2 separate regions of the Mus musculus genome follow, and region 2 is linked to region 1. A link is a loop called in an ENCODE intact Hi-C map of the cell type or tissue named here. Cell type or tissue: gastrocnemius. All regions are shown on one strand. Links, peaks and the distances in the headings refer to the core of each region. The heading gives the core; the rest is flanking DNA. Region 1 overlaps Syne2 (spectrin repeat containing, nuclear envelope 2). Region 2 overlaps Syne2 (spectrin repeat containing, nuclear envelope 2).

What was found. Hi-C counts contacts between places; a loop is a spot of excess contacts. Peaks named below come from ENCODE experiments on the same cell type or tissue, not always from the same donor. Only the 100,000 strongest peaks of a DNase experiment are listed, where the experiment ranks them.
Region 2: a loop joins it to region 1, with 2.2 times the contacts of the local background. A loop is called at or near these places in 2 of 42 quality-filtered maps.

Annotation. Positions count from the first base shown.
Region 1 is chr12:76,076,884-76,085,558 of GRCm38, forward strand. All of the region lies in intron 99 of Syne2 (spectrin repeat containing, nuclear envelope 2), which reads left to right. Among named protein-coding and RNA genes, the nearest start is that of Esr2, 96 kb to the right of the region's middle. In gastrocnemius, for the core only: no CTCF peak of the experiment used is centred there; DNase peaks (open chromatin) are centred at 4,087, 4,496 and 4,999; H3K4me3 peaks cover 1,144 bases; H3K27ac peaks cover 1,415 bases.
Region 2 is chr12:76,023,902-76,032,576 of GRCm38, forward strand. It overlaps Syne2 (spectrin repeat containing, nuclear envelope 2), which reads left to right. Exons shown (of 116, transcript NM_001005510.2): 70 at 115-256; 71 at 1,656-1,787; 72 at 3,807-3,959; 73 at 4,055-4,264; 74 at 5,898-5,999; 75 at 7,375-7,494; 76 at 7,596-7,793. Among named protein-coding and RNA genes, the nearest start is that of Mir5101, 120 kb to the left of the region's middle. In gastrocnemius, for the core only: no CTCF peak of the experiment used is centred there; no DNase peak of the experiment used is centred there.

The DNA.
Region 1 (8,675 bases), core at 374-8,373:
TGTGAACATGAATGTCATCTGGAGTTTAGAGGAGAGACTTAATGTTAAGATTTGGAGATAAGAATAGACCGGTGTTAGTGACGTGGCGTGCCCTTTACCTCACTGACCACTGGAAACCGTAAGTGAACCTGACTCGGTCAGCAGAGGCAACGGCCAGGTGGGGCTAGCTCAGCAGACAGGAAGTGAGAGGAGCCAATTACGTTAATGAGAGCGCATGTCTGTCAGCAGTAGAGCCAAGCACATGGAGAGTCTGTCTTCTGAGAGTAGAGGGTGGAGAAAAGGAAAGACCTGCCACCCAGATGGTCCTGAGTGAAGGTTCGGAACTCCTGATGGCCAATGCAGGCAGTGGGAGAGACCCTTGGTATGAGAAAGCAGGTACGATGTGGAACAGGAGAAAACAGGAGTGATGTGGAATAGGAGAAAAGCCACCCAGGAAGGGATGAGAAGCCCCGCTGGCTCACATGTAAGAGAGGGGGTAGCATGCAGTTTTTCAATGCGATCACTGTGTAGATGTCAGCAGGCTGCTGGCTTCTCACTGACTGCACATCTCTGGCCAGTTCCTTGGTAGAGATAAAAGTGCATCAGCCTTCTTGGACATAGTGATTGGCAACAGCAGCAAATATCTTGGCTGCCTATTGAGTTCATGCCTTGTATGATGTTGCTTCACCTTTGTAGTACAATTACTTATGGGAGAGGGACAGAAATGAGTGCCACATCACATGTATGGAGGTACGAGGACAACCTGTGGGAGTCTCCTTCTATCATGTGGATCGCAGGGGTAGAATTCAAGTCATTAGATTTGGCAAGAACCGTCTTTACCTGCTGAGCCATCTCTCCAGCCCTCACTTAATGTAATTTTAATGTAATTCTGAAAGGTTGATACCATCATCCCATTTTGTAGTTAAGAAAAACTGAGCGCTGAAGTTAAATAACTTGCCCAACTGATAGAGACAGCTGAGAATGCAACCAGTATCTTAACTCAGGCAGCTGCCATCTTCCTGCCACCGTAGACCTTTCTAGTTGGAAACACACAATGAGTAGAGAACTGTGAAAACTTCACCATAAGCCTAAGTTAAAGTTGAAGGCTTGGCCTGGAGTTCAGAACTCTAAAGCCCACAAAGCCAGGTCTCATTTGCTGCTTAAAAAGCAAAGCAAAGAAAAAGAAAAAAACTATTACTCTGGGTTTATTCTCAACAAATTGCAAAATGATTACTGCAACATTACAACAGGCTTCTTTTTTTTTCTTTTTAATTTATTCATTTTATGTATGTAAGGGCATCAGATCCCATTACAGATGGTTGTGAGCCACCATGTGGTTGCTGGGAATTGAACTCAGGACCTCTGGAAGAACAGTCAGTGTTCTTAACCACTGAGCCATCTCTCCAGCTCCCACAACAGGTTGCTTGCTTGCTTGCTTGCTTGCTTTCTTTTTCTTTGTTATTAAATATTTTCTTTATTTACATTTCAAATGTCATCCCCTTTCCCAGTCTCCCCCCCCCCCACTTCCAGGAAACCTCCATCCCATCTCTCCCCCCCACCCCCCGCCCAAAAAAAAAAAAAAACCAGGTTTTTTTTTTTTTTTAAGCTACATTTCATCTGATTATTTCAGACAGCAAAGCTCCTGGGGGCAGGGCAGCAGAGCCAGGCTCTTCACATCAGCTCTTTTGGCTCTTAGAAACAATACTACATGATCAGTCTGAGCCTTCATTTTCAGAGAGGGAAACTGCACTTCAGAGAAGGGGAAGGAGGTCTCTCAGGAACTTCTGCTCAGGGCTGCAACAGGAGCTAGAGTCTGTCTGTATGTCTGTCTCACTGCACAGAGCATCTTAAGAACACATCTGGCTCCTGTGAGATGCTGGCTTTCCAAGGCACTATATGAAAATTTTTCTGAAACCTAGGACTCGATGTCAGCCACTGTGTAGTGGAAGACAGTGGTTCTCAAGCTTCAACAAGCATCATATCCTACCCTGGTGTCCCACGTCTAGAGCTGCTCCAGCCACGGGAATGGGTGGAGCTGAGACCTTCATTCCTGATGTGTGCCTTGGTATGGTACTCCTGATAGGAAGACCACACAGAACATATGAGCAGTGGAATGAAGCAAGTCAGAGATTTGAGAATGAGTCTTGAGCCTCAGTCTCCATGCTGAAGGACCATGCACAAGTCCTGCTTCCTGCCTCCTTAGCAGGGTACCTGTGAAGGCTGAGATCCAGGTGAGACGGTGGCAGGACCACTAAGGGTCCATCCACGCACATCCACCTCCATGGCATCCATTGAGGATGTCTGATAACCACAACAGGAAGACAGGTCTTAGCCTTGAACCACTGTCTTCTCCACTTAGAAAGTCTTCAGCATCAGCAACATCCTTAAAGCAAAGAAGCTGCAGGGTATGTGTCTTGAGATAACCTTGACAAGGGCTGGAAAATCCAAGGTGCCTTCACATAAGATTACATAGGCCCTGGGCTATAATTATCTAGAATCCAGTCAGACTCAATGACAAGGAATTTTAGTTACATACCTCTTTGCTCACTCAAGAGATTAAATGAAGAATACACTTTGTTAGCCATAGTCATTACCCTCCTCCCCTTATGTTTCTTAGACACTGTATATAAAAAGTGAATTGACAAAACCTAAATACAGGAAGGGCAACCGAGTTCTTTTTTTTTTTTTTTTTTTTTTTTTTTTTCTCAGAGCCATCAGTATGTACTGTCCTCTAAGAGGGAGGGAGTTACATGAGAACATGGGAGATGGACAGAAATTAACATTTTCAGCCAACAGGGACCATGGCTCCAAGAGGGCCTTCTCAATTAGACTTCAGTGGACGTAGAGTCAGGGAGGATTTGGCACCTTCTGTTGTGTGAAGCAGGAACTGTGAGCACAGGTCACCCTGTGTCTTAATGTTTAGTCAGTGGGGGTTGGGGAGGGTGTAGTGCATATCTTGGCTGAGCCATTTCATAAGATCTGGGGTGAGGGTACCCATGGTAGACATCAGGTATCTTTCCTTGATAGATCCCCTCTTTATATTTTGAGGCAAAGTCTCTCACTGAGCCCCAAGTTCGTGGATTGACTAGATGGCTAGCCAATGAGATCTTGCAATGCACCTGTCTTCTTGCCTCCACACCCCCATCCCCAGGCTAGGGTTACACGTATGAACAAGACCATGCTCAGCTCTTATGTAGGAGCTGGGGATCTGAACACAGACCCTCATTCTTGCTTGTGTGACAGACAATTTACCAACGGAGCTGTCTTTTAAGCCCTAGGGTTGGGACCATTTTTAAAGACTATTTCTATCAGTGTGGGTGAATGATCCAATGGATATTTCTAGTCCCTGAAAGCTCCTTTGGAAGACTTAACACTGGTAATCTCCTTCGAGAGGGGATCGTTAGTGATCGCTTTCATTTCGCTTATCTACAGTTTCTAAGGAAAATGCTACTATTGGCTTGAGTATACTCCTCAATGGTACCATCATGAGTGGGCTTAGTATCCTATGCTAGTGTATGAAGGAGAGACTTCAGCTAGATGGTAGCATGTAACCAAAGGCTTGTCCCTTCCTGTTGACACTGGATGGCTCTTGTGCATTCAGAAGTATCATGTCTCCCGGGAAAGACAGCAAAAGAAATTAAACATACTTTTCACATTCCCTCTACCAATGTGAGAACCCCGTCTCGTGTATGCTGATAGCAAGTAAAATGACATCTAAGCTCAGCAGGTTTTACCCCGGCAACCGTGGGTTATGGATGGTTTTCATCCCATGTAGAATGGGCTAACCCTTTTCATGGCCTTCCTCTTAGCTGTATCTTCCCAAGGTCACTGTGAGAGGCCAAACAGTGCTTCCGGTCAGGAAGCTGTCTTTCTCCAACCAGCACAGGTGCCGGGAAGGGTATAGAGGTCACTGGGTATAGAGAAGGAACTGCTGGAGGTGGCCCTGCCCAGTTCTACTTTCCTTCCTGTCAATCCAACTATTCCCCCTCCGGAGCAGAAGTGCCTTCTGGGAGTTGAGGGCTTCCCCAAGGGGAATGCAGCCAACTAATGGGAAGCAATTGCCCGGATGTGCTTGGTCAGGGAATGAGCGCCAGAGTCTCCCACTCAGAGGTCACAGGAGCAGCTCAGCTTGTGGCAGCGAGTAAACCAGGTGCCACGTTTTAGGGAAAAATGTTGCCAAGCCTGCACACCTTGTTCCACTGGTATAGAAGGCTTACATTGTCGTCGTCATGTCATCGTCATCTCACAGGTGTGAAATAGAGTAATGGTTAAGTCGTGGGTTGTAGGAACACAGGAGCTAAAGTCTCAAAATAGGAAAAGAAACAAGCCCAAGACATTGCCATAGGAGAAAGAAGGATTTCCGTCTTCCTACATTTTAGAAAACCCAGAAGGGAGAAACTGAAATCTCCTCTATCTTGAGGCCCATTTGTACTGCAAGGTGGAGTCCCTCCCTGTGCAACCGTCAGTGGGATAGTGTAAGATGAACTCTGGCCTTCTCAGGCAGGGCTCCAGTTCTTAGGCAAGAGGAAAGCTCCTTAGGGAAACGTCTCCTCAGGACCTGAGCAAATCACCCTCCACCCCCCACCCTCACCCCCACCCCCACCTGAAGCTCGGGCTTCAGGTTTCACTGCTGCTTGTAAACGTGACACGGAGAAATTATAAACCAGAAATCTCTTTTCTCCCATGTTCCCAATCTAAATGTTTCCTCCCTGGCTTTATAGCACTTCATAAATAACACGGTGCCAAGATAACGCTGGGACTTTCTCCCCTCAGCCTTGCAATCCTGTAGCGTCAGAACAAAGGCTGTGTGTGTGAGAGCAAAGAGCTGGAGAGACATGGTTTCTTTATTGCAAGGGGAAAAACAGATTAAAAATTGCGGAGCATAGAAAAAGGTGTCTTCCTTCCTTGCCGGCATTACCCTGTGCCCAGGAGCCAACTGGGGTGGTGCCGCTGCCGCGGCCGATGGGGAGCCTTGCGGAGGGCCTGGTTGGAAGATGCTGAGCCAGTGAATGAAGAGAGCAGGCTGGGCAGGGGGAGGGGCCGCCTGGCCAGGAGGTGGAGGTGCAGCCGGGAACTTGGAGCGTCCGCTGAAACCTAAGGAATGGTTTTTTCTCATAAACAGTAAGTGCCATGTCAGCGGCAGCTGCACCCGTGACCCAGGTGGCCCCTGCTATCTCTGTGTGTCTTGCTGTCTGGCTCACTCGTTTTGGTTACAATAGAGATCACCGATGAGATGGTGGCTGCGGAGTGTGTGCACTCAGCCATCGGGGGATGGGTTCTCTCTGGCGTCAGCATGCTTGTGGTGTCCGCAGCCTACCTCTGACAAACCAGGCAGAGAGAGAGAGATGCGATTATGCTGTGTGAAAAATAGAAATCTCCCAGCATCAAAAATGCTCCAAAGCAGCAATTGGCTCCAAAATGTGCTATCCTGTCTGTGCCCTCAAATCAGGGCGTGGAAATTAATGATTTTACTATGAAGATATTAAGCTCTTTAAAAGGATAAAATTGTACAAGCTTGGTACATTACGTTCAGCAACTGACAACTGCCTATAGGTTTAAGTATTTCCTTGGGTCCAGGTTTGGATACTATTGACCGTTTTAGTTCTCCTTACTAATTTTGTTACGCTGTCCACATTGACAGAGGCATCGTTTAACTTACACCTACCTGGGCTTTTATAATTTGCATACCGTATACTGTTTGCCATTAGAACAGAGCTGAAAGGTATATTACTCCATGTGCATGAACATGAATTATTCCAGAAATATGCATTTGCTATTTAAAGCCTCTCATATACATAGCAAGGCTTCTGCTTGCTATATGCAATGATCACCAAGTCACCTTCGTTTTGACGGTTCTTGAAGGAGAGCTGTGTTCTTCAGTGTTATATTCTGAGCCACCTCTAGTTAAGATGAAAGAAAAACTTTATTCACCTTGATCATGCCCTGTATCTCTCTACCCAAGATTCCTGTCATAGAACTCTTCTATTCTACAGCTGCTCTTAGGCATGACCCTAATTTTGTTTGGTTTCATAGGGGGAAAAAAATGTCTTTTGGGATGCATGGCTTCTCCTTTGCACCCAACAGTACAGTTTTGGTCATCAGTCCTGGAATTCAGCTCAGGAGACCAGACTTCTTTTCTTCTGGGTATATGTCATGTGTCCAGAGGTAATGCATGACAACTACTACCTGGATAACCATGGGCAAGTGCAGAGGTGGGTCCCACACAAGCTGCCCAGGTGGCTGATGTCATGTCATGCCACGCCGTTCTGACTAGGTTTCCTTGTTTCCTGATGTTAACTGAAGGTCTGAGTGGTTTGAGAACCATATGAGTGAGGCCTGATGTATAGAGGTCAGCCATCAGGATCAGCAAAGGGCACATGCTTCCCGAACCAGTGAAGGTGACAGTTGAGTTACAGTGTCTGTGGGGAGCAGAACTACAGAGACTTTAACAATTCATCTGTTATTCTTGGAATAAATTCTCAGGTGATTGCTGGAGAAACATTCTGATTCCAATGCATTGAGGGTGTCAGACAGAGGTTAAGCCACAGAGCAGGTTAGACTCACTGGGTAAATCAGTCTGTCTATCTGTCCATCTGTCTGTCTGTCTCTTCCCCTCCCCCTCTGCCTCTGCCTTCCCTTGCTCCACTTGGCCTTTAAGCTTACTTGTTACCAATAGATGACCTGCCACTCACAGAAGGACAGTAAGTTGCTTTGTGGGTAAAGTATTCTGTTATCCTCTTGTCTTTAACATATGGCATTGCCATCGTTTGAATGGAAAAGACAAACTGGTGACTGTCACTCCCTCCCCCAGTGGGTATTTATTTCTAAGTACTTCTGATACTGTACCCGATACCTAAGTTGCAGGGGCATAAGCTCTGTAGGACTTACGACCCAGCTTTGAGTTACCAAATCCTCACAGTGTGCATAGGACCCAGAACAAAGCAAATGGTTAAATGTGTATTGAAAGAAAACCACGAAAGAGAAACATTGGCTGTAAATCTGCAACTTCAAGCCTCTTCCCATGCTCTGGCTGCGAGCACGAGTATTGACTCCTGTATCTGAATCGTGTTCCCTGACAGCAGCAACGCCCATCTCCTACCCCCAGTCCATGTGTATCTGTGTGTGCAAGGTATGCGATAAGCCACAGAGGCCAGACTGTCGGGGTTGGAATCCTGCCCCTGCTAATGATCCAGGTGACTGAGCTGGTTATTTAGCCTGTGAGCCTTCATTTCCTCCTCTGTCCAATGGGAGGACAGCAGTACCATAGCACCCCTGTGCCAGCATCAGGGATAACAGTGACCACAGTGCCATAGCACCTGTCTGTCGGCATCATTGAGATGATGAACTGAGTCACTAGCATGTGAGAGCAGTTGTTAGCATATGAGATAAATCTTAGCAGTTCCACTTTAGTGCTATGGCTTATTAATGAGTTACAAAGTACATCCAATGTAGAATTTTTTTAAAGAACTATTTATTTATTTTATGTATATGAGTACACTGTCACTGTTTTCAGACACACCAGAAAAGGGCATCGGATCCCATTACAGATGGTTGTGAGCCATCATGTGGTTGCTGGGAATTGAACTCAGGACCTCTGGAAGAGCAGTCAGTGCTCTTAACCACTGAGCCATCTCTCCAGCCCCAATGTAGATATTTGAAAGGAATGGATTACACAGGAAGAGGCTGGCATAGCTAAGTATCCGTTTACAGCAAACACTTGAGAGCCGAGATCCTTTGGATTCATTTTTCTATCCTGAGATATCTGCATATTGAGATCTCTTGGGAAGCCACCGGCATTTCTTATATACATAGCTAAGGTCCTTAGTGTGCCTTCTGGTGTGAGGTCTGATGCGGAATTTTTCACTTGTAATGTGATGACAGCCCTCAGAAGTTGTAGATGTTTGAACATTACGATGCTTAGATTAGGGATGCTCAGTGTGTGTTGTATTTCCAGCCTTCACTGGTCTGCCTCGAGCACTCCATTGTGAATACAACAGTCCAAGGAAAGACAAGCAAATTGTTCCTCTCCTTCTCCAGGAGTTGTAGCATCCCTAACTTCTGGTTGGCAAAAGAAAGTATGGCTATACCTTGGCTTTTTGTTGTGTGGTAGCTCCCTTTGTATAGAAGGTGGTCTCCCCAGACCTCTTTTTGTTGAAATAAGAAAAAAGCTGTGATTCTTCTATTGGCCTGGACTTGGGTACTTACTTGATGGGAGCATAGTAAGGTGCCATCCTGGGAAGAGGAAGAGCAACAGGAGAGAGGGAGATGATGATAACGGAGCCTGAATGCTGGTTTCTACCCACAGGAAGTGGGCATGGCCAGGCCTCTTCTCCAGTAAGAGGTTTTTTGAATAGGGCAGCCTCTCATAGCTGTGAGGGCTCCTTGCACAGTCAGGGTGGTGAGATGAGGTGAGAAGGGCACGTTGCTAAAACCACAGAGACGAGAGTCCGCCTTGGGCTATAGCCGTATCCAGGCCTCGCCCGGATTCTGTTACTGCCTTTTCAATAAATCATCGCATGGCTTTGAAGGAGACTTTTTGTCTGCTGCAAGAATGCAGTTTGGAAAATATAGTTCCTTGAAACTGATCGTGCCCATGATTCCTGGGCACTTGTTCTCGTCAGAGAGTGTCCCAGATGGCTTTCATGCATACCTCCTTCCTGCCGCCCAGCCAATCCAGTGAAGGAGGGTATCACCGT
Region 2 (8,675 bases), core at 259-8,258, 53 kb before region 1:
AATTGCTTACTTTAAAATCCTGCGTGGAACATCGGCTAAATGTAATATGAGATTGTCTTTGTGTCACTTCTTTTCACATACACACACACCCCATTTTTTTTCCTTCTCAAAAAGCAGCAAGGTCCCTAGTCCTGGGAATGCAGCATCAGATTCAACCTTGCCACTTCAGGCCCAGAGCGGTGACAAGTGGCAGTATCTTCACCATGAACTAACATCAAGACCAAATCCCTCCGTACCTCAGCTTGTGGAGCCTCAGGTCTGTGTGCATCTCTGTCTCTGGAACCCAGAAAGGTCGTCTAGAAACTTTGTGTGCTCTGCATGATGTATTGGGTTATTCTCAGGAACTAAAGAGCCTCATGGCTTCTTCCCTAGGCCCGTCCCTCCCTTCACGCTCCTGCAGTGCCCCCTCCTCTGGTTCTAGAGCTCGCTACAATGCCCATTTGCCTCTCTGCCTCTGAGTTAGTTCGTGTGTTGCTGGAACAGCACGTCTTAAGGGAGGGGGGATGGCTTTGACTCATGGTTTCAGGAGGTCTTCTGTGAAAGAGAAGCCATGGCAGCTAGGGCAGCTTTATCTACAGTGGCAGGTGCTTATGTATTGGCTTGTAACCAGGAAGAAGGGGGTCTAGGAGCAGGGCCATGCTGTTCCCCTCAAAACCCATACCCAATGGCCCATATTCACCAGAAAGACTTCATGTCTCAAAGATTACCTTCCATAGCAACATCAACAGCTCACAAGGGACACTCTGAATTTAAACTGTAGTGATATGTGTTCCCCATTAGAAGGTCAGAGAAGAAAATCCACGTATGCTTGGTTCACATGAATACCTACTGTAGTACCTATGGCACCATGGAGCCTTAGTTACGGTCTTTTGAAGGAGTAGCATGTATTAAGTTTTACCTTACAAACTAGAGTGGTTTATGCATACCACCCATTCATCAGAAGATTCTGAGGGACCTACCATGTGCATGTGCCAGTCTGTGCCAATGGCACCTGTCAATAGTATTCCCTCGGGCACACATCACTGATGTTGTAGGTCTTGTTCAGGTTGAGTTCTCTCCAATCAGAACGGGTGAGTAGCATGACCTTAGAGTTCTCGGCCATCAGGCTGTAGCAGTGAGCCATGTACTTCAATGGCCTGGGCCAAGGTCCCCATGATTTTCTAATCGCCAAGCTGGTGGGAATTTCCTTATTGCCCAGAACCTTATTTGACCATTCAGAGCTGAATTAACCTTCTAGGTTGGGCTTGTCTTGGCTTCTTCTTGTTAATAACACTATAAAACATGTATAGAAGTCAGTGTCCTCCCCCAGAGTCTGCTGCCACCCCAACCTGTTTTGTCAGTAAAATATACTCAATCTTTGAGACTTCATACATGATGTATGCATGATCACATGTGACGTATTTTGATCATATTCACTTATACTCAATTTCCTTTTCTCCAACTTCTCTGATATATACTCCCTACACGCCCCCTACTCCCTCCTAACTTAGTATCTAAGTGGATCCTGAGTCTCTCTCTTCACGGAGACAAGATACAGGAGCTCCCTGAGAAGGGAGCTTGGAGGCTGCATGCTGAGTCAGTCAGGTCCATTTATGTTAGCTTCAGCTTTGGCAGAGCCTTGGCCTTCACTAATTGGGTTTCTCTTTTTCAAATAGGTGGCCCTAACTACAAGTACTCTGCCCAGTGTGAGCGTGTATAACTTTAGATGCCCTACAGCTGACGAACTGCAAGCTTACACCACCCAACTTGAAGAGCTACGCCAAGAAGCAAACACTATTCAGACACAGGTAGAAATTACATATTGTGTATTTTCCTCATTGTAATACTATTTTGAAAAAAGAATGCTATGATATCAGCATGCACATTGGTCATAATTTCCTCCACAGAACAAATAATAGAGTCATAATGGAGTGAGTCTTAGGTTAGAAATGGTATTTTTTTTTTAACTTGCTAACTTTTGGTTGGTTGTGTGGTGCTGGGAATTGAGCCCAGGACTTCACATGCTCTAGGCAAATGCTGTCTCACTGAGCTTCACGCCTGACCCTTTGCCAGCTCTGGTAAATGTTGCAGTGGCTACCTAAAGCATTGCATGCAAAGACATCTGAATCTGGGCCCAGGGTCAACTAGGTGTGTGAGTGAGGTGGGTGGGGGTGGTGGTAATTGATTAGTGATGCCTGCAGAGTGCTCTGGGATGGCAAGGGTAGGGAAGGAGCACAGGCAACCTTGAGTGGGTTTATGCTGAATGGAGTGCCGCGTGAAGTTAGGTATCCATCAGCTAAGGCCTAAGGAAATGAGCCACACGTGGGTCTGAATGGAAGCAGTCTGGTTAATAACTTAGGGGCTATCGCGTACTCCCAACATATTTGTAAACAGGCAGGAACTCAGAGCAAAGAAACACATGGTTCCAACAGCGTATGCTAAAATGGAGCTGCGGCTCTCCAACTTATCAGTGCATGGCAGCTCAGCCCCTGGGGGCCCCCCTCAGAAATGTACCTATCAAAGTGGCCTCAGTTTCCACAGTCAACGCATAGCTGACCCTCCCATCTTCCCTTTCTACCACCTGTCTCTATCTTTAGGGTGCTTTGCCTTCTTTTCCTAGCTAACCCCTCAAGCGCCTCCCTTGTAAGTACCCATCTCTTAGCGATACTTAATGAACCCACTGTCTGTATGTTAACATGAGGAGAAGCTGCAGGAGAAGTAACTCGTGCCTGCTATCCCAGCACTCGGGAGGCAGGGGCACCGGTTCAAGATCAGCCTGAGCTGATCACGGTTTGAACATAGCGTTTGAACTCCTCAAAAACGTGGAGGAGGTGGGACGCAGGAGGAGATCTGCAGCTTCAACTGGATGGCCACACTAAGGAAGACCCTCACCTAGTGGTGGGTCCCTTGTAATTCCATTCAACACTCACTTGCTTGATATTCTTCAACTTGCTTTTCTCAATGTTAGGGAAAAAAAAAAAAACTTTTTATTCTACAGTATAACTCACCGAACAAGTAGATTAGTTCACCAGTTAATAAAAACACTAATTAATCGATCATCTAGTAAACATTAGTTGAAACAATTTATGGTAAGTTTTTTAGGAACTAAACCTGGAGAATTAAGGTCAAGAGTACTGCTCTGGGGTCCAGGACACCATGAGAGCATAGCCCACAGAACCAACTAACCAGGGCTCATAAGCTATCACAGACGCTAAACCGACAGTCAGGGAGCCTGCCTGGGTCTGACCTAGATCTTGTGCATTTATGTTATGGCTGTGTAGCTTGGTGTTCTTGTGGGACTCCTAACAGTGGACGTGGGTTTCTGACTCTTGTGCCTATTTTTGGCACCTCTTTCCTCCTACTGGGTTGCCTCGTTCAGCCTTAATACGAGGGGATGTACCTAGTCTTACTGCAACTTGATATGCCACGTTTGGTTGATATCCCTAAGAGGCCTGCCCTCTTCTGAAGGGAACTGGAGGAAGATTGGATCTGGGAGAGGGAGGATGGGAGAGTGGGGAGGACCCGGAGGAGAGGAGAGGGAACTGACTGACTCTCAGCTCTCGGCAACCGTTATCAGGTGGCTTAAAACCTCTGTAACTGCAATTCTCAAAGATTAAGAATTGAAATCTAGAAGGTCGGATGCTTCCATGGGCACCTACACTTCTATGCGTATACCCACACACAGACACATACATATAATTCAAATACCAGCAGCGAGTTCTTTTTAAAAGTATAATATAAATTGCACACTCTAATGGAAATGCGGAAAGCGGGTTTAGGAAGGCAAGGAATCCTAATGTGGTTTTTTTTTTTCCCTCTCGATTTAGGGAAGTATGACGGAAGAGACGTATATCAGTTTGGATAAAAGATTATTTGAACTCTTTCTGAGCCTCAGTCGGTGCCTGGGCAGTGTGGAGGGGCTGCTGCAGAGACCTGGGTTACTCAGAGAGGATGCATGTGCCCAGCAGGTGTTCTTCCAGGTAGGGCACACCTCTCACCCCTGTGTTGTCCTTTCTGCAAGTACGCATGAGGACACGTGAGGGCGGAGCTCATGGCCTTCCTCTCTGTCTTGTAGAAACTGGCTCTTGAGCTGAAGAAACTTTATTTAGCTCTGGGTGACAAGAAGGATGATTTTCTGAAAGCTGTGACTTGGCCTGGCAAGGAAGCCACGTTGCTACCAGAATGTATTGATGCTCTGACAGTCAGCCTGGAGAGTGTGCAGAGCAGAGCTGCCTGGAGGGACGCATCCCTGAAGGCCGGCCTTGAGCACAGCCGCAGCTACCAGGTGCGATTCTGGCACAGGGCTGGCTCCGGTGGACACCAGTCGCCAACAGTGCTTACAGGAAGTGCTGAGGGAATAGTGAAGCCTGCCTTTGCTCTTGGAGGGGAGACTGCTGGAAACTGAGGCCCCCTTCCAGAGCTAAGGGTGTCAAGATGATCTAACATGATGTGTCTTGTGCTACATTTGCTACTTAGAGGTTGTCATGGAGAGGAGTTTTATTTAACGCTCTAGGCCAGAGAGATCAGTAAGTGTGGCTAACAATCCTGTGATAGTCCAGGGCCTCGGGGGATTGTTAGCGGGGAGTCTTGAGGCAGACTAGTTAGAAAGCTGCTCAAGGGCTGGAGAGATGGCTCAGTGGTTAAGACTGACTGCTCTTCCAGAGGTCCTGAGTTCAATTCCCAGCCACCACATGGTGGCTCACAATCATCTGTAATGGGATCCGATGCCCTCTTCTGGTGTGTCTGAAGACATTTACAGTATACTCATATGCATAAAATAAATAAATCTTAAAAAAGAAAAAGAAAAAGAAAGAAAGCTGCTCAAGTTGTGTGATGAAACAAAACACCATTTACAAAGGGATGGCCCATAAATATCAAATCTAAGGGCCAGGAGAGATGGCATAGTGGATAAGAGTGCTTGCTCGAAAATATTAAAGCAGGGGAACCTGAGTTCAAATCCCCAGCAGCCATACAAAAGCCAGGCATGGCCATGTATGTCTGTAATCTCAGGGCTGGGGCAGAGACAGGTGGATTCTGGGAGCTTGCTGGCCAGCCTAGGCAACAGTGAGCTTCTGGTTCAGAAAAGAGGCTGTCAGTGCAGATGGGGATGGAGAGTGATGGAAGAAAATACTATTTTTGGCCTCTGCATGCAGATAGATACATATCATACACACACATATCATACTCACACACACACACACACATATCATAAACACACACACACACAAACTGCCCCACACACACACGCACATTCCCCCCAAAACTGGATCTAGTAAAACTTCTAGGATGCAAGTAAAACAGACATAAGGGAAGAAGACCGTGTCAGTACCCAGTGGTGCTATCAGCCAAATCCAGAGCAAATGGCTCATGGTTTTCTTACGAATCTAAGAAGCAAGAGAGGGGGAGGGGAAGGGGAGAGGGAGGGAGAGGGAGAGAGTAGGGAAGCCAGCCAATTAAAGGAGACGTTGTCCAGGTTTGCATGTGACATGAAGCCCTCCGTGATATCCCAAATGAAATACGAACAAGAAAAATTATAAGCAATTTTAGAAGTGTGCACCTTGTCTGGATAACATGAAGGAATTAGGCTGCTGTATTTCTAGCAAGAGAAGGGCTTTATCCTTTAATAGAGAGGACTCCGGAGTGCTGAAGAAATGACTGGATGTCTGGTAGCTGCTTCAAAATAATCTAAGGGGAAGGGAAGTTAGGTATAGCTGAGATCCAGGGGTGGGGCGTGGTGGTGGTGGGGGAGGGGAGGTCAGCTGTTGGTTAGGGATGATTGAACTCAAAGATAGATTGTGTGGATGGCTCTCTGTCTGTAAATGTTTAAATTTTTCAGAAATTTCCAATTACATATGGAAAGGGAGGGAGGTCTAAGTGAGATTGCTCATCTTCCTCACATGCACCTTTCTCCTGTACAGAATGAAGTAAAGCGATTATACAGCCAACTCATCAAGAAGAAGACGGCTTTGCAACAGTCTTTGAACGAAATCAGTGGGCAGAGTATTAGCAAACAGCTTCAGGTAAACCTGACCTCAGAGAGTCTTGGGTATCAAGCTGTGTGTCCAAAACACACCTGGTTGGCAAGCATCAGTGACCTTTAAGGGGTCATTCAGATGAGAACAATTAATGTTGACCTTCGAACTCATAGCTCACATACTTCCTGAAGCTCAGTATCTTAAAGCAATGGAGCTCATTTTCACCTGTCAATGGGCAAAGGTAAAATATATCCACCACTGTCAAAGGTGTTGATTTTTGAGGCCCTTCCCTCCTCCACTGCAGCTCAGGTAGGCCAGCTTCTAGGCCGGCTGATGTGAGGGTTTTAGGCATTAGTGTTTTTCCGTTCAGCAACGCTCCCTTCATTTATCTCGAACCCACTACTATGTTCTGTTACAGCTCTAAAATGTGGATTTGTGTTCTCTCTGAAGAGGTAAAATAAGAGGCAGAGGATGTAGCTCAATCGGTATTATATTTGCCTATCATGCATGAAGCCTGGGGTTTGGTCGGCAATACTGAATAAACCAAACATGCTTACCTGTAATTCCAGCACTGGGGAGGTGAAAGCAGGAGAGTCAAGAGTTCAAGGCCATCCTCTCCTAAATAGAGCTTGAAGCCAGCATGGGCTTCCTGAGACCAGACAGATACACTGAAAGGATAGTTATGCCAAGATAGATCTATCACAACTGTTTTAGGATGGACCCTGCAGCAGTACCTGCTATAAAAGCTGTAAATGGCCCAAAGCCCTTTGAATTAACCAGTTGCCCATGAATAAAGCAGCATGCACCCTTAGGAAGGCGCACCGTGTCCCAAGGACTGAGAGAGCTGGGGCTAAGCACATGGCGGAACAGTTGTCAAGCATGCGCGAACTCCTGGATTTAATCTCTAGGGGCATGAAAATATCTGGATGAGTGGATGTTTTTCTGTTATTTCCTTCTTTGGGTTTTCATGTTCAATTTTTGGGAAGTGTCTTACTCTTCTACCTAGGCTGGTCTTGTATTTGGCAAACTCTTTTGCTTTAGCCACCATGCCATGCTGTTGTTGTTATTATTGTTGTTGTTGTTATTATTATTATTTTGAGATTTTAGGGGAATTAAATTATTTGGGATTAAAGGCATGCACCACCACATCTGTCCCAAGCTAATTAATCTAACGGTGTAGCGGTTTTAAGAATTGCCGAGGAGCTGTTAAGAGACATATACCTTATTCAGTATGGGCTTAGAATGTGCTGGGAACAAATACAACCCTGGCACTTCTGGAAAATTTTCCGTAGGAGTTGAAGTTGTCACCTTGGTTTGTTTCTGTTCTCCATGGCACTTCTGTGTTCGATTCTGTTTTACCCACGCTGTGTGCTTCCTGACTCCTTGAGGGCTTTTCTCTCTTGTCTGGCTTCTCCCTTAGAAAGCAGATGTGCATACAGCAGAGCTGCAGAACTCTGAGAAGCAAGTCGCCAAACTGAGAGACGAAGGGGAGAGGCTCCGTTTCCCTCATGGTTTACTCCAGGACGTCTACAAGTTGGAGGTATGTGTGTGGGCATGAGAGCTTGGGTCTTCTTCCTGGAATCTAGATGTGTCCTTTGTCTGATTTATTTTCTTGGCTGGCATCTGCTCTCTCCCTTTCAGGATGTTCTTGACAGTATGTGGGGAATCCTGAGAGCCAGATACTTAGAACTCAGCAGCCCCTTCCTCTCCAAGAGCCTGCAGACCTTGCTTCAAGGCATGGCGGAGCTAGTCAGTATTGGAAAAGGAAAGCTGGCCGCTGACCCTTTGCAACACGCCAAGAGCAAAGCTGCTTTGCAGGCCCAGTTACAAGATCACAAGGTGAGAGCCCCTTCAAGACCCTCACCTCCAGTTGTCCCCGAAGATGAGAAATTCCCCAGTGACCCCTTTATTCTGAATCTTAGTGTGGAGCAGCAACCCTGGGAACTTCAGGTAGGGTCATGGAGGAAAACAGACTCTTTCTTACCTCTGTGGAGCTTTCTGTCGATTGAGAAGACAGTCATTTCACCAATAAGTCTTTAAGCAAATCTATAACCAAATAGATATTCATCCTCTGAGGGCATGCAATGGGAGAGACTGACTTGAGGGGGGGTAGGAAAGGGGTTCCTGAGGACAGGAATCAAAAGTCGGGGAGGGGGGATTGCTATTCCCTTTTTCCACATCAGCCTAGCACAGTAGTGTACACTTTCAATCCCAGCACTCAGGAGGTAGAGGCAGGAAGATCTCTGTTCAAAGGCAGCCTGGTCTACTAACAAATTCCAGGTCCACCAGGACTACATTGTAAGCACTTGTTTTACACACACATACACGCACACACGCATGCATACACACAGAGAGACACATACAGCATTGTCCCTGTTTTTGCAGAGATCTTTGTAAATAGACCTTAGTCTAAGAAGATTTAGAGGATTAAAAGTGGAAACACTCTCACAGTGGTGTCCAACCTTTTGTGGTGACATTGTCATTGGCGAAGTTCGTACTCAAGAATCAGGCATTAGAGCAACCCCGCCCCCCATATGTTTTAAATAAGCTTAGAATTTTGTGTTGGCTGTATTCATCCCCACCCCTGCCGCATGGGTTGGACATGCCGTTGTGCTTCTCCCCCCCCCCATACCCCCCCCATCTGATGCTTTGACAAACCTTCTATGTGTTTGTCCATTTCTGGGGGTGGAAGAATGGATTCACACAATAAAGGGGCCCATC